Regions from separate parts of the Mus musculus genome. Here all the other regions are linked to region 2. A link is a loop called in an ENCODE intact Hi-C map of the cell type or tissue named here. Cell type or tissue: left cerebral cortex. All regions are shown on one strand.

Evidence for each region. Hi-C counts contacts between places; a loop is a spot of excess contacts. Peaks named below come from ENCODE experiments on the same cell type or tissue, not always from the same donor. Only the 100,000 strongest peaks of a DNase experiment are listed, where the experiment ranks them.
Region 1: it touches region 2 in a loop (2.4-fold over the local background); 3 of 42 quality-filtered maps call a loop at or near these places.
Region 3: a loop joins it to region 2, with 3 times the contacts of the local background. A loop is called at or near these places in 3 of 42 quality-filtered maps.

What each region holds. Positions count from the first base shown.
Region 1 is chr2:173,734,654-173,739,653 of GRCm38, forward strand. Vapb (vesicle-associated membrane protein, associated protein B and C) reads left to right here and starts at 2,918. Exons shown (of 6, transcript NM_019806.5): 1 at 2,918-3,097. The coding sequence starts at 3,040. In left cerebral cortex, a CTCF peak has its summit at 2,780 (motif pointing left); a DNase peak (open chromatin) is centred at 2,825; H3K4me3 peaks cover 1,474 bases; H3K27ac peaks cover 619 bases.
Region 2 is chr2:173,584,031-173,589,030 of GRCm38, forward strand. It overlaps the pseudogene Ppp4r1l-ps. Among named protein-coding and RNA genes, the nearest start is that of Ankrd60, 8.3 kb to the left of the region's middle. In left cerebral cortex, a CTCF peak has its summit at 2,832 (motif pointing right); DNase peaks (open chromatin) are centred at 1,620 and 2,837; H3K4me3 peaks cover 917 bases.
Region 3 is chr2:174,856,946-174,861,945 of GRCm38, forward strand. Gm14616 (predicted gene 14616) reads left to right here. Exons shown (of 4, transcript NR_166457.1): 2 at 3,900-3,950. Among named protein-coding and RNA genes, the nearest start is that of Gm14616, 3.5 kb to the left of the region's middle. RefSeq lists an enhancer at 1-3,635. In left cerebral cortex, CTCF peaks have their summits at 1,658 and 2,884 (motif pointing left); DNase peaks (open chromatin) are centred at 1,239, 1,687, 2,606 and 2,837; H3K27ac peaks cover 1,135 bases.

The DNA.
Region 1 (5,000 bases), 150 kb after region 2:
ATGCCCTAAGGGGCCATCTGAGGTGCACTGTTCCAATTAAGGGATGTGAGAGGGGTGCCCCTATGGTAGGACTCACTGTTGCTAGGTTTTTTTTTTTTTTTTTTAATCCTTGTCTGAGGTGCGTTCAGGGAAACACACATTAGCTCTCTGGCTAGCTTGGCTCATCCTGTGAAACAGAGTCCTTGCATAGAAGCTGTTTCTCCCAAAAATGATTGACTAGGCAGACATGCAGTAATGAGGAGAGGTGGGAAGGTTGTAGATCCAGAGCCAATCACCGAAGGCCATCTTATGCCTCCCGATAGCCATCTATTGTTCTCTTCTGCACCTGACCTAACATCTCTGTGACCACTGGTTAAGCCTTATGAACATATGAACAGACCCCTGGCTTCTACCAATCAAAGGGCTGAGAATGCCGTCAGACAGTATCTATGGCCAGTATAGAATTACCCAGTTTGCTGCAACCCACCTGCCTGATGTCCTCACATATGTATTTGAAAAGTATTATTTTTAAAAATCCATAGGGTTGCTACTTCATTGGAATATGGAATTTGGGAAGAGCTCCATCTACATTGCCCTGCCATGGTCACTTCCGTTAGGTTCAGAATAATTACCTCCTTTAGTCCTCTCTGGAAGGGGCCATTGCCTTCACTGACCATCAGTTGTTTGGAGGTACTTTGACTTTTAGTCAGCAAATTATGTCCCAGGGTGGGTGGGAGGGTTCCTTTCCTTCACACATTCCCTTAGCTGCCCCTCCACCCCACCCCATCCCTGTCCGATCTCAGTGCTAAGTGACCCGTCTTCTGTCAGGTGCCTAGAGCACTCAAATCCGGAGACAGAAAACAGAATGATGAACGCCAAGGATGGGCTCTGGAGAGAAATGCAAATTATCATTTAAGAGATGTGGAGTTTGGGCTTTGCAAGGTGAACCTTTGGGATGGGTGAGTGAGTTGGTTGCAGGCAACAGGAAAATGGTGTTACTGGGCCACAGTCTTGAAAATGGCCATTGTTAGGTGTAATTTACAACAACAACAACAGAGTGACTTGAGGCCACCCTGGTCTCTATATCGTGAGTTCCAGCTAGCCAGTGCTACATAGTGAGCCCCTACTTCAAAGACAAAATAGAATTAGAGACTAAGTTGACAGCTCAGCTGGTAGTGCTTGGTTATCATGCAGCCTTGGACCAACTTCAGCCCTGCATGCACTGGGTATGAAAGCTAACACCTGAAATTCCTCATTGGAGAGGTGGAGGCAGGAGAATGAAGGCTATCCTCGGCTACAGAGTGACCTCAAGGTCAGATTGGAATATAAGAGATCCTGTCTCAAAAACAAAGCAAACAAGCAACAACGGAAAGAATAAAAGTAAGAAAAATATTGACTGAAAAGCTTTGAGCTTGATGAAAGATTCTCAATCAGCAAATTTAGAAAGCCCAAAGAGTTCAAAGTACAACAAACGCAGAGACAGTGTGGCAAAACACAGAGCAGAGTGGGCGCACGCCTTTAATCCCAGCACTCGGGAGGCAGAGGCAGGCAGATTTCTGAGTTCGAAGCCAGCCTGGTCTACAGAGTGAGTTCCAGGACAGTCAGGGCTACACAGAGAAACCCTGTCTCAAAAAACCAAAAAACCAAAACCAAAAACAAAACAAAACAAAACAAAACTAGACTGAGGGAAACCTGAGTTTCCTTTAAAAGCACAAGGCGTATAATGGAGCAGTGGGTGACTATGATGAACTGAAGCCCTAAAATCTCAAGAAAGCAGAACAAAATGTCATAAAAGCTAGACTTTCATAGATTCAGTACACATGAAGCAGTAGTAGCAGAACACAAGGAAAGAACAGATGGAGAGGAAAACAATCCTGAAGAGCAAGAAATGAGAGGCCAAAAGAAACAGTACATCTAATGGGAAAACCAACGTAAAGCAGCAGAAATAAACCCAGGTACACCAACAAATACAATAAGTATAAATGGATTAGATGCACAAGCTAAAAGACAAAGACTACCCCTTGGAAACTTTTATTATGAAAATAACTTCAGGTGTATAGAACATGGGAAGTACATGAACAACATGGATATTCCTGCCATATAGAGTCATGTGTACTCTTCACACGAATGTTTGATGAGGAGGCTATGAAGGTCTATTTTACATAGTATACGTTACACAATGAAATACTAGTCACGTGCCAATGGGAACATACAGGGCTTATTTTGGGTATCAGACAGAGCTAGGCTCTCAGTTACTTTTAGTCATGTGATTTATGTGTGTAACTAATTTATTCTCTCAGTGAGGTCCTAGCACGGTGTGAAGCAGGTCGTTTTCTGGTTATTGTATTTCTAAATATTTCTTGCATAAACAAGTAATGCTATCAGCAAATGGTTCAGTGCAGCGCTTTGCGGTTTGGTAAACACTGAATGCAGAATAGCTTTTATTTATGACAGTTACTGAAAGCATTCAGCGGAGTGGCACGAAATAAGCAAACAATAATTGCCAGTTTATTATATTTATAATTGTTATTTATGAACTGTCACAAGGCCTGGCACATATCACTAACCCGTAAACATTGTGTTTGTAAGAATAATAAGTACTTTATTATATTCAGGCTCAGTAGAGCCTGGCACCACACGTGCGGGAAGAAAGTGGAAGTTTATTCTTGTTAATTATTATTATTAAGTAAAGCACTTAACAACAGTTCTCCCCGCAGGCGCTTACTGAACAGTCTCACTGGAGACCGCCCCTCCTCCCAAGCCTCGAGAGGCCACGCCCCCTGTCTCGGAAGCTCCGCCCTCTACCGCCCGGTCTGTGCCTGCGCAGTGGCCCTGAACACCCTGCGCATGCGCAGTCTCCCTTTTGTCGCTGGAGCCGCTGGCCACTGCCGGAGCCCGGCATCTGCTACGTACGTGCGTACGTGCGTGCGTCGGGGCGTGCGTGGGTACGTCGTGCGTGCCGTGAGCTCGCCCGGCACCGCGGCCTCGCCCTCCGCCCCTGCGCCCCGCCACCCAGGCCGCCGCCCCCCGCCCGCGCCGTCGCCCCCGACGGGGAGGACCATGGCGAAGGTGGAACAGGTCCTGAGCCTCGAGCCACAACACGAGCTCAAGTTCCGAGGTAAGCGGCCGGCCGGCCCGGGAGCTGTCACTCAGCGGCCGGTGCCGGAAGGGACGCGCCCTGAGGGCAGGACACTGTCCGCTTGAGGCCCGCATGCACCAGGCGTCTAATGCATGCATGTGGAGTCAGTGCATGGAAACGGTTTGCCTGAGTACCCTTCCATCAGCTCCCCCGAGGCAGCGAGCTGCCGGGGTTACAGCCCACGAAGCCCGTGCACACTTTCTGTGTAGTACACTTTCTGTATACATCTGTGTGTAAAGGTGCATGCCCAGGTGATTAAAAAGGTGCACGTAGACAAATATATATGCATGGTATACGCATGTTATAGATAGTGTGTATACATACATGTGCGTACATATATGTACATACACACACACAAGTGTGTGTGTATGTACACATGAATGTTTCCATTCACTAATTTTAAGGGCCACGAGGCAACAGGGTCCATGCCCAGCCTGTTCCTTGCTTCGTTGCATGTTTGAGTCATGAGATTGGGCACAGGAGGCCTATAAAGTTCAACAACCAGTAAGCAAGATGGCAGAATACAGTGGTAAGCACTAGGAGGAAGAGGAAGAAACTGGACTCTATGAAGGTGTACTTGAGGTTGGCTGATATGATCCTCTGTGTATTGCCCACGTGTAGCCCACAGCTGGCACACACGATTTTGGGTGGCCGAGAGTCACCCGTTTCTCCACCGCTGGGAAGTAACGTAGGATCACAGCTCTTATCTAGTTGTCGCATTTGAGTTCTGATTTCAGACGTTCAGATACTTAGCCACTGTACCCACAGACTCTTGGGAAATGCTTCAGATCTGTGGCTGTTCACCTTGCCTTCCAGGTTCAGAGTGTGCAGTGTGACTCTTACAAGGAAGCAGAGGCCGTCCAGTCAACCTGAAAACAAAAACCTTAGGCAGCCTAACACAGGGCTGTGGAGATGGTTCACCGGATAAAGAGCTTGCTGTCAAGGCTGAGGACTTTAGTTCAATCCCTGAGTCCCACATGGTCAAAGGAGAGAACCGACTTGTGCACATTGTCCGCTGACCCCAACAGGTGCAGCCTGGCACACTTGTGAACAAACACACAGACACATACACAAAAAAATTTCAATAGAAGCATCGACTTAAATGTGGACCCTCGTCACCAGAGGTTCCCCCACTTATCGGGATCCCACTTGTTAGCGACAAGGAAGTGGTGTCCGTTTGGTAGTGACTATTTGGAATTTCGAATGCTGAGTCTTTTTCAGGTTACAGTGGTGCGTGATCCCGTGCCTGACTGCACAGCAGTGAATCGCCGCCTGGTTATAACTGTAGCTCTGTGTATTTTGTGTGTTTGCACCCTGTCACGAGTGCAAGGCGTCCATCTCTGTGGTGGGGTGCTCATGTGCATAAACTCTTTGGCTGGTGTCTTTATTTATTTTGCGTTTATGTGTTGCGAATGGCAGTATGTGTGCCACAGTGAGTGTGTGGTACCCAGAAGACAACTTGTAGGAATCATTTCTGTCCTTCCACCCTTGGGGGTGGAACTCAGATCTCCCGTCTTGCGCAACAGTGCTTTTGTTTCCTGATCTGTCACACGCTGGTGTTCTCTTTTAGAGATATGTGGGTTCTCGTGTGCTGAGGTCAGTTCAGGCTGACCTCAGTCTTGAGACAACCCTCCTGATTTTGCTTCCCCAGGGCTGGTGTTACTGTCTCAGCACATATTTGAATATTGTATTGTTATCAAATGGGCACTGTGCACCTGTAGGATGACGTGAGTCTGGGGCATGTCAGCTGCGATGTTCAGAAAGGTCAAGTAGAGCCGGGCGGTGGTGGTGCATGCCTTTAATCCCAGCACATGGTAGGCAGAGGCAGGTGGATTTCAGAGTTCGAGGCCAGCCTGGTCTACAGAGTTGAGTTCCAGGATAG
Region 2 (5,000 bases):
TGCACAAGCATTTCCAAGGTGCTAGTTAGTCAGAAGGGGCTATAGAGAACACAAGGTGACATAAGCTTGAAACCTGGGGCATGAGAATGGGTTTCTCCACTCTGACCTCTCACTCAGGTATACCCTGGATGAAGTGTAACAGGAGAGGGCTGGGTCCGATGGGAGAGCTGGCTGGCTCTGCGCTGATTTCATCTTCAGGATACACAGCACACAGTAAGTACCAACCATGTCTGGGGTGTGAACAAGTGCCCAGGGTGACTGGGAACAAGATCCTATACCCTTCAAAGAGCTGCTCAGTCTCCTACACGGTGAGCAGGCACGGTAAACTTTCCCCAGCTTCTGCCAGTGAAACGAATCCACAGGCAGATTCTCCCGGGGCTGTGCTAACCCGGCAGATGCAAGCAAAAACCTGCCTTCCAGCCCACTCAGGGCAGTGCCAGAATCCAGAGATGCGCTCCTGGATGGAAATGAGCCCCAGAGCACAGGCACCGCGGCAGCAGAACTTCTGCAGCATCACCACCACCTGCGAGTAATGTGAGAGCCGTGGCCGCGGCCGGCTGTGAGGCCCTGCCGGCTAGATGCCGGCTGCAGTGCCAGCTGAGGTAATTACAAGCAGCACTCGCTCTCTACAGCACAAGGGCATCCTCATGTCCACCCTCACAATCAATTGACAAGCAAGAGAAAGCATCTCCTTCAGTTCTCACTAGCTCACGTAGAGAAGATTTTAAATAGGTCTTAATAATATATACATGCACATAACACTCTCCAAGGGAAATGGAAAAATCAGGGTAGTAACATTAGACAAATACATCCAGCATGAGGGGCCCAGTTTTAAAACCATCACCCTTCAAAATGAGTACACTGTTACCTTTGAGGGCATGGCATTTTTATAAAATTTCATTATCATCAAGAAATCTTAAAAATCACTATTTTCAAGTAAGACTGTGTTTTTCTCTAGGGCTGGGAGACGTCCATAAAGACCAGGATTGCCTCTTCTGCCCGAGGCTTTGCTCATCATGAACTGTTCTACAAAGCTGTGGAGAATTCAACAACAAACATACACATGCACAAACAAACAAAAAACCTACATTATTATTTAAAGAGTTTCATATACAAAATTATTTCTGCACAGTTCCCATTATGGAAGCATAAAATTAATAGGCTATCCTGAAAATTTATGAAACAATATAGCTTCTAACTGCAAAAATTAAAAGCTGGGCTTATAGAGAAAATGACAAATAGAACCCAGAAAAAAAAATAATGGAGTTAAGACGGAAACAGAAAGAGAGCTATTTACAAGAATGTGCTACGGGCAAGGCCAGCGGCTCCTTACTAGATTGAATGAAATGCAGCGCACTCGAAAAACTTTGTGCACAACTTCAGGGCAACGTGTTTCAGGCAACCGCTAACGTCGCTGAAGTCTACAGATCCAAGATCAGGAGCAGCTGTGTTGCCTATAAGAACAAGCAGGGGGACCCCTACCACATTTAATGGATTCTTGCTCCTTTCCAAGTGGGCCGCGCGCGGGCGCAGCGGTAGCGGGAGCAGCGGGCGTGCCGAAGCCGCCGTGTACTGTGCACCCAAGCGCTTTGTAAAATAGGGGTTCGTGCGTTCAGGGTTTGAGGCTCCCAGGTCCGGTTATGGTTTAAACACACACAAAGTCTGCCCTACACCAGACCACTTAAAAGCAGCTACGGGCTGCAGCAGTTGCCCGGTCGCCTTGGCGAGCCGGAGCGAGGAGCCGAGCGGCGGATGGCGGCGCCCGCGCTCTTTTTCTCGCCGTTTCTCCCTTGTTCTTTCTCCTCCGTTTTTTTTTTTTTTTCTTCTCACTCCTTCCTTCATTTTCAACATCGCTCTTGCCCCGTGGTTCTTCTTTCTAGACCGCTTTCCCCTAGCTTTTTCGCCCGCTCTTTCTCAATCTTTATCCTTTTTTCACACCACTTCCTCGCGCGCTTTCCCCACTTAGCCGTCTGACTCGGCCGCCCTTTTCCCCTCGCTCCTTCTCCGCAGGTTTTTCCTCCTCGCTCCTGCTCGCTAGGTTTGTGTTGTTTTGTTTTTTTCCTCTCGATCTTTCTCGGCAGGTTTTTCCTCCTCGCTTCTGCTCGCTGTTTTTTGTTTTTTTTGTTTTTCTCCCTCGATCTTTCTCGGCAGGTCTTTTTCCCTCGCTCCTGCTCGCTAATTTTTCCCGCTTTGATCTTTTCCCGCAGGTCTTTTTCCTTCGCTCCTGCTCGCTAGGTTTTCTTTCCTCGCTCTTTCTCGGCAGGTCTTTTCCTCTCGCTCCTCCTCGTTAGGTTTTTTTTTTCCCCTCGCTCTTTCTCCCTAGGTCTTTCCTCCTCGCCGTTCCTCGCTAGATCTTTTTCCTCGCTCTTTTCCCCCCTCGGTTTTTCGCTACATCTACCCGTCGCTTTTCCTCGCTAGGTCTTTTCCCTCATTCTTTTTTCCCCTCGGGTTTTCGCTAGGTCTTTCCCTCTCGCCCTTTCTCGGCAGGTCTTTTAACCCCCTCTCTTTTTCTCGCTAGGTCTTTTCCCTCGCTCTTTTTTTTCCCTTCGGTTTTTCGCTAGGTGTTTCCCCCTCATTCTTTCTGTCTCGCTTGCTGCGGCCCTGCTCGGCTCGGGTGAGAGAGAGTGGTGTGATTTGCACGCGGGCAGAGGAAATGAAAAAGGGCGGGGAGGAAGCGGGCCGCGGCGAACGGCTTCATATCGCTCCCGCCGTCTGCGGGGGGAAAATGAGGCCAATATCGCGCCGGGCGCAGCCGTTATCGCAACCGGCCACTGCAATAAGCCAAGCGATGGGAGATAGGGCCCGGGACGCCGGGGGCTCGCCCAGCACCCGCCGCCAGGGGGCGCAGGGTCGCCGCGCCGGGCACAGGCTTGTTTTTCTCAGTTCTTTTTGCAGGAGTGTGCTGCGAACATGACATAATGACTAAACTTCAACCTCTCAAATTAAGGATAATGATTAAAGCTCACAGCAAAGAGAAAATCTTCCAGTTTGCCCCCGGCACCGGCCAAATCATATCCTACGTAGCTGCAAAAGCCTGATGGATTTCTTCAGGAAGACAATTATTTGTGAGATGACTAGCTGTAACCTAAGTGGGGAGAAAAAGAAAACAAAAACTAAAGATACAGTAATGTACCTCCACAAAAGCACAAACGAGCACCCCACACACATATATTCCCCCCACATCCCCCCACCTAGAAAAGAAGCACTGAAGCACACTCTCTTTCATTACTGGCAAAGCCTAGAACATTCCTTGGGCTGACAACAGATAGGAAGTGAAGAGTACTTCACACAGATGTGGTGGTGCACGCAAGAAAGCTGCATGGCGGGAAGGGGGGGGGGGAGTACATTTTATTTAATAGCTGTCTCATCCGAGAGAGGTCTTTTCAGACCTCAACACTTCCCAATATTCTTGGATGTCCAAGTGCATGAGTTACACAGAGAAGGCAGCAAGCTGAAAGTTCAAGAAAGCTTTGCAAACCCACTCCAATTCAGATGGAAATACTGAAGAGTGGGTGATTCATCTTTTATTTGGTTCAAATAAACTGCCTTATAGGACAGCAGAGTACTTGGATGCCAGAGCGACTCAGCCTTGTCCTCATGTGAAAACGGATGTCTCCCCAGAGATGGGGGGGGGGGGGGGGCACATATATAACTCAGAGCTTTGGAATTCTGTTTATACCTTAATAAAAACATAATCTCTTTATCCAAAAGAGCACTATACTGCTGTTCTGAAGTCAATTATAAGAAGAGGAAGCTCGCTTCCCGACTTGCTTCTCACGGCCACAGACAGGTTTTTACTCACTCTGCTAGTCCATATGGAAACCCCTAGTTCGGGCTGCTGTCAGTCACCACCAACCTCGGCAGCTGGCAGAGGTGCACTCTCCTCTTGTCCTGATGAAGCAAATGTTGAGAATACATCCCATAAATGACATGTCAGGCTCAAGGTGACCCCAGCACCCCCTTTATTTCTCTGCAAGCTATATGTTTCTCACTAGCCAAAAAGCCTGTCTCCTCGTACCTTGCTACCTACAACCCTAGGTACGTATAACTCCATGTGGTTGTACATTAACATGGTTGCTAGCTGATTCCAAATGCAAGCCTATCTTGAACGCTATCTGTCTTTTCTCTGGTGGGGAAGCACATAACTCCACCCACCCCACATACCCCTCGCTACCCATTGTGCTTCCCCACCCAAGGAGATGTGTCTTTGTGTTCAGTGGATAAGGTCTGCCGCCCCTCTGGCTGAGGCCCCTCATCTGTAATGAAAGGCAGGATCTGAGCGGGGTCAGCGACCACCAAAGTCCCTAGAGGCAACCCTGGGTCACAGCCACTCGACACATTCCTCTGTCTAGGGAACTTCTAAGGCCTTGTTTTTAGACTCATTGTTTCTTTAAGGGGAAGTGGAAATGGCAGGACCAGAAGTGGCTCTAGCATCTTGCAGAAAAGGTCTCCCCATGCACAGAGCTGCCTTTTACCAAGCGGCTACTCAGGTAAGCCAGGCCACTCTGGGAACCTTGGGTTTTGCTATCCAGACCCTTTCCTTTTTGTTTTGTTTTTTGTTTGTTTCTTTGTTTTTTCGAGACAGGTTTTCTCTGTATAGCCCTGGCTGTCCTGGAACTCACTCTGTAGACCAGGCTGGCCTCTAACTCAGAAATCCACCTGCCTCTGCCTCCTGAGTGCTGGGATTAAAGGTGTGAGCCACCACGCCGGCTCCAGACCCCTTCCCTAAGAAGCATAGCCTACAGGCTCTGAGCAGCAGCAGAGGCACGAGTGTGCATTTCTAGGTTCTGGTTGTATCTCCCCTACAGGATGAAAGGAGCAGAGCTGCTGTCCATGGCCCCAGAGCCCATCCAAGCTCCATGCCTCAGCAGCCTGCAGGAAGGCCTGAGTGTCTGCAACCCTCTGCTACCTTTAAAAGTCCCACAGGACCGGGTAGTGGTGGCGCAGTGCGCCTTTAATCCTGGCACTTGGGAGGCAGAGGCAGGCGGATCTCTGAGTTC
Region 3 (5,000 bases), 1.3 Mb after region 2:
AGTAGCATCAAACTCACAACAGTCTGCTGATTTCTGCCCCTCGGGTACTGGGACTGACCCTAACCCTCACCCTAGGCTAGCTCATCAGTGAGCCTAGGCTAGCTCATCAGTGAGCCCCAGCAATCCTCCTGTCTCCACCACCCAGCACTGGAATTACAAGAATTTATCACTGTGTCTGGCTATTCCACCATCACTGGGAATCCAGTTTAATTCCCCTGCTCTTTGGAGTGCACACTACCAGCTGAGCTACCCCCCCCCTCCCACATACCCTAAGGGCATCTCATTAAAGCTAGCTCCTCAGAAACACTTCCCAGTACTCGGACCCTTCACAGTACTCCAGGAGTCACTTTCCGGTAAGTCAGGCAGGCTACGGTGACAGAGACATTTTTAATTGTCACCCTTAGCAGAGAGAGGTTAAGGGTCTTTGAGGCAACAGTGAACATCATCAGCCCATTTTACAGACTGGGGAGAGGTATGGTGACGTGCTCAGAAACACATCTGAAGAGAAACAGGCCCGGTTGAACTCTGACACAGAGGGCTGCTGGGTCCTGTCTGGAGTGTGCTCATCTTAGCAACCATGGGCTATCTACAGGACCAGAGGCAGCCCTGGAGTGGCCGACTCAGACCCTCAGAGGAAGAAAGTCTTTCCGTGCAGCTAACCAGTTCAGGCTGGATTTTCTTGGTTCTCTGAAGCAAATGGTTTGAGCAAACATTTAAAATCCACGGCCAGGGGACAACACCCCCCCCCCTTTGGCATTGATGTCAAGGGAATTTGTGGCAAACTCATGAAAGGCTTTTAGCCTGACAAACGTCACCTTTGTGGGGCACAAAAGATCAACATCTGAATTTCCATATATATATATATTTATTTAACATTTAATAACCCAACATCGTCAGCTCCTAGACGTTCTGATGGAGCCAGTTTCTTCTTTGTTCCTCTCCCGATGAGACTTGGCAGACTGACTCCAGATGCTGCCTCATCTGTTGCTGCCATGTCAAGGGTCACCTTCAAGATGCACAGGAGAAACCCCAGAACTCAGGAGGGCACCTCCGCAGTACCTCAGCCTGTTGCTCAAATGCAGAGTCAAAGACTACCAAGGTCACACTGGGCTTCTGTCAGGAGAGAGCCTCTCTGATGTGAACATTGTCTGTTGACTATCCTGCAGGAAGCCTTCCCAACAGCTGGCCTGTTGTACTGGTTTATTATCAGCCTGGAAGGAGAACAAAATGGCCTCGGTGGCTAGATGCTGTGGTGTGACACCTGCCCCCCAACCCCAACTTGGAGTTCTTCATCCATGAATCCCATGTAAGGGGGCTACAGCACTTCATTTGTAAAGCAGGGCTCATGGCTGGAGAGGCAGATAAAAAAAATCTGGGTTTTTTGTTTTTCTGGGGGCTTTTTCTGTCTCGGAAGGGTAAACAGAGCGCCCCCCTCTTCCCCCCATGTCTAAGCAGAGAGAGAACTGTGATCTCCACTCAGGCAAGGTAATAGGCCTCATCCGGTCTTTTATTTTTTTTCATCACTGTGAAAAACAAGCCCAGAACATTGAAAAAAAAAAAAAGGGCAGTTTGTTGCGCAGTAAAAAATAAAGAATCTAGCCTTTTCCATTAAAGTGTCTGCAGCAGGCAGCTTGTGAAAGCGCTCTAGTGCCATCTAGAGATGCTGCGCTGAAAGGATTCGAATGTTCCAGAACCTTCCAGTCCCGGTTTCCAAGGCAATCGCTCCCAGCCTGCAGTTTTCTCATCTCCTGGTTTCCAGCGCTTGGCATCTGCTCCCCTCTGAATTCCCGAGAGACCCAGCTGACCCCCATCGAGTGGGAAAGCTTTGCAGGGCCAGGAGCTGGCGCCTGAGCTGAGCTATAGTTTTTCCTCCCACCGCCCTGGGGCCTCCCTTGGGGGTGGGGGCCCCCTGCACCCCTGGCCTGGCTTCTTTGAGCTCTCCAAATGTCACTTAGCAACAATTAGGTAATTAGGGAGGTAGGTTTCCTGAAAATTAGTCCAGGATTTGAGGGTAAGGGGGCCAGGGGGAGATGCATTGTTTACCAAAGCTGTCTCTCCTCACCTCTGTTTTCCTTCCAGCTAATCAACCACCCTGAACCCTTTCTGCAGCCTCTGCCTGGGAACTTTCAAAGGCTCACAAGAGCTCTCACCCCCAGACCTGCCTTGCTGAGCCTTACTCAAAGGGCTCGGGTTTCAGCAGCCCCTATGTGCGTTCTGCCTCTGACACATGTTTCCATTTAATATGGGAGGAAGGGACCCTGGCTGGAGGGGCGAGGGGGAGGCGGGGTGGGGGGAGACTTCACCCTCCATCACCCGCAGCCCTGAGGCAGCCAGGGAGCCCACTCCTGAAACCAGTCCTCCCTTAAGAAAAGCACCCACTCTCACCTCCTATAGGGAGACAGTGTTTCTGGGTGCTTCTCTGGGCATGTGTTCCACAGTTAAGTAACACAGAAAGAACTGTTTATTAATTCAGAGTTATTAATGTTTTGTTCTGGACTACAGCATTTACATGGCAGTAGGTACCTCTGGGAAACATGGAGCAGAAGCTAAAGATACTTCTGAGGGTCGCCACAAGCCTGACTTCTGCTCACTATGGGTCCAAGATGCCCTGAACACCCCGCTGTATTCACAGAGCCCCACTAAAAACCCTTGAACAGCCAGTGGTGTTGGGCATGGACCAAAAAAACCAGACCCAGAGACTGGGAGTGTATACCAACGAATTCTCGCAAATAGACACAGGTATTGGTCTCTTCGTGGCACAGTTTGGAGAACTAGAGATGGAAGGGCTTGAACCATCACAAATTTGTTATTTTACTGCCAACGCCATCCCCTTTGCAGAGGTCGCAGTTCCTAGGAGCCAACTGTCTACAAGAGAGCGCCCCCTGGAGGCCTCAGGAAAAAATGTTTGCCTTTGCTTTTTTTTTTTCCCCAGCCTTTCCTAGCTTGCACCCTAGGCCCAGGGCACCACCCTCCATTTTCAAAGGCACTGGTGGGTGCAGCCTGTATAAATCAGAGTCCTGCAATTGCTGCCGCTCTAATAATAAGTCTTAGACCTTGTCACACCTGTCAAGGCCTTGTCATAGAGTTCACAGCTTTAAGATTTGGGCTTGGACTCCACCCACCCCGAGTCCATCCTGACTTTTCCAACGCATGATTAATTCCTTATTCTCAGAGTTTATGATTTGTAGAATAAAGCCTTTTTAAATAAAGGCTACACATAAATGTTAGTATTGTTTTGAAAAGTCCTATCAATGGATCACCAGAAAGGAAGGATGGGGACGGGCAGGGGGATAGGAATGGGGGGGGGCGGTATGTGCACAACAGAGCCTTTGGAGATCAGAAGTCAATATCTCAGGTGTCTTTCTTCATTGTTCACCTTATTTTTTAGACATTCTCTCACTGATCCTGGAGCTCAGCTTGGCTGGCTGGCCATCAAGCCCCAGGGGCGCTCCTATGCCCACCTCCTCACTGGGATCCCAGGTGCACATCACTGTAGCTACCTTTTCTTATGTGAGTGCAGGATCTTCATGCTCATGTGGCAGAAACTTTATTGACTGAGCCATGACCTATCTCCCCAGACCTAAAGCAAGTGCTTAAGTTGAGTATTCAAACCCACCTTAGAACAGGACGTGGCTATTGTACAGGTACAGAGGAGCCTCATGACCACCTTAGAAGGGGAGATGAGGATAATAAAGGGTGAAGGCTCCAGTTGTGGAGACTCTAGTGTTGAGGCAGGAAGGGTGGAAATCATGCTAACCTTTAGAGGTGTTTATCGTGACTTTTGAAGTCCCCAGCAGTAGTACACAAGTGGCCCTTCTGGATAGGGTTGTTGTGGCCACCCTATAGGCTCAGACGCTGAATGGCAATGACTGGAGATTCTGTCTTCTCTTTTCATCCAGGTACTGGGGGTGGGGACGGGGCTCAAGCTGACACCCTGAGATGACTACCAGGTGAGTACACAGAATGCCTTCACAAGCCTGTGGCCTATGTGTTTGAACTCTTGGTTTCCAGCTGGTGGTGCTCTTTGGAGAGGCTGTGGAACCTTTCCAGTCAGGAAGCATGGCTGACTGGAAGAGGCATGTCGTAGGGCTGGGGATACAGCCTTACTTCTGTCCCAGGCTCTCTGTTACCTGTTCGGTGTTCTGTAAGAAGCTGCCAAGCTGCCACTGTCTGTCACCAGGACTGACTATGCCATGCTGAGTGCCAGAGTGTAGCACAGGAAGTCGTCGGGGCCTTCTCTGAGAGCCACTGGGGTGAGTGAGCCTGGTTATGCACTCCAGGAAAGGGCAGGCCCCAGCAGTCAGTGAGCGAGGGCACTGGGTCACATTGTGAAGAGCCCTGTATGCCTGGGAAGAAGCCTACATAGTTAGTCTTGCTGAGCTGTGACCTGGGTTTATCACTAGATCAAATGAAACAGTGAACTAAGGAAGTTCACTCACAGATGAAGCCTCAAACCAGGAAAGAGTATGACCAAGGAGGGAGGGCATGGGTCAAGGAGAACTCGGGGCCTGGGTAGCGAGGAAGGTTTCATTGGATGACATAATTGACTGTGGAAAGGCAGACAAGAGCCTCCGGGAAGGGAGCAGAGATACAGAGGCGAGCTGCTGGCCTCTTAGCCTCTTCTCCGAGACTTGATTGGATTTCTGTTGCTGTAGTACTTTGACTACTGGAGTTTCAACTTGCATGCTAGGCCAAAGCTCTAACACTGAGCCGCATCCCAGTCTTACTACTGTTTATGTACTCATTAAATTGCCCAAGCTGGCTATGAATTTGCTCTGTGGCCCAAATAACTTGCAATCCTTCTGCCTCAGTCTTCCAACTCACTGGGGTCACAGGCCAGTGCCACACCACCAGGCCTGGCATGACTTGGGTTTTTCTAAGAGCAGTTTTACAGTAGAGAAATGTTGGGTGGTGTGTAGTGTCTTTCCACACGCACCCTCTTCATTTTCCTTGGGCTGACATTCTGCATTTGCAAAGTCTTTGTTGTGGATGATGGCCGA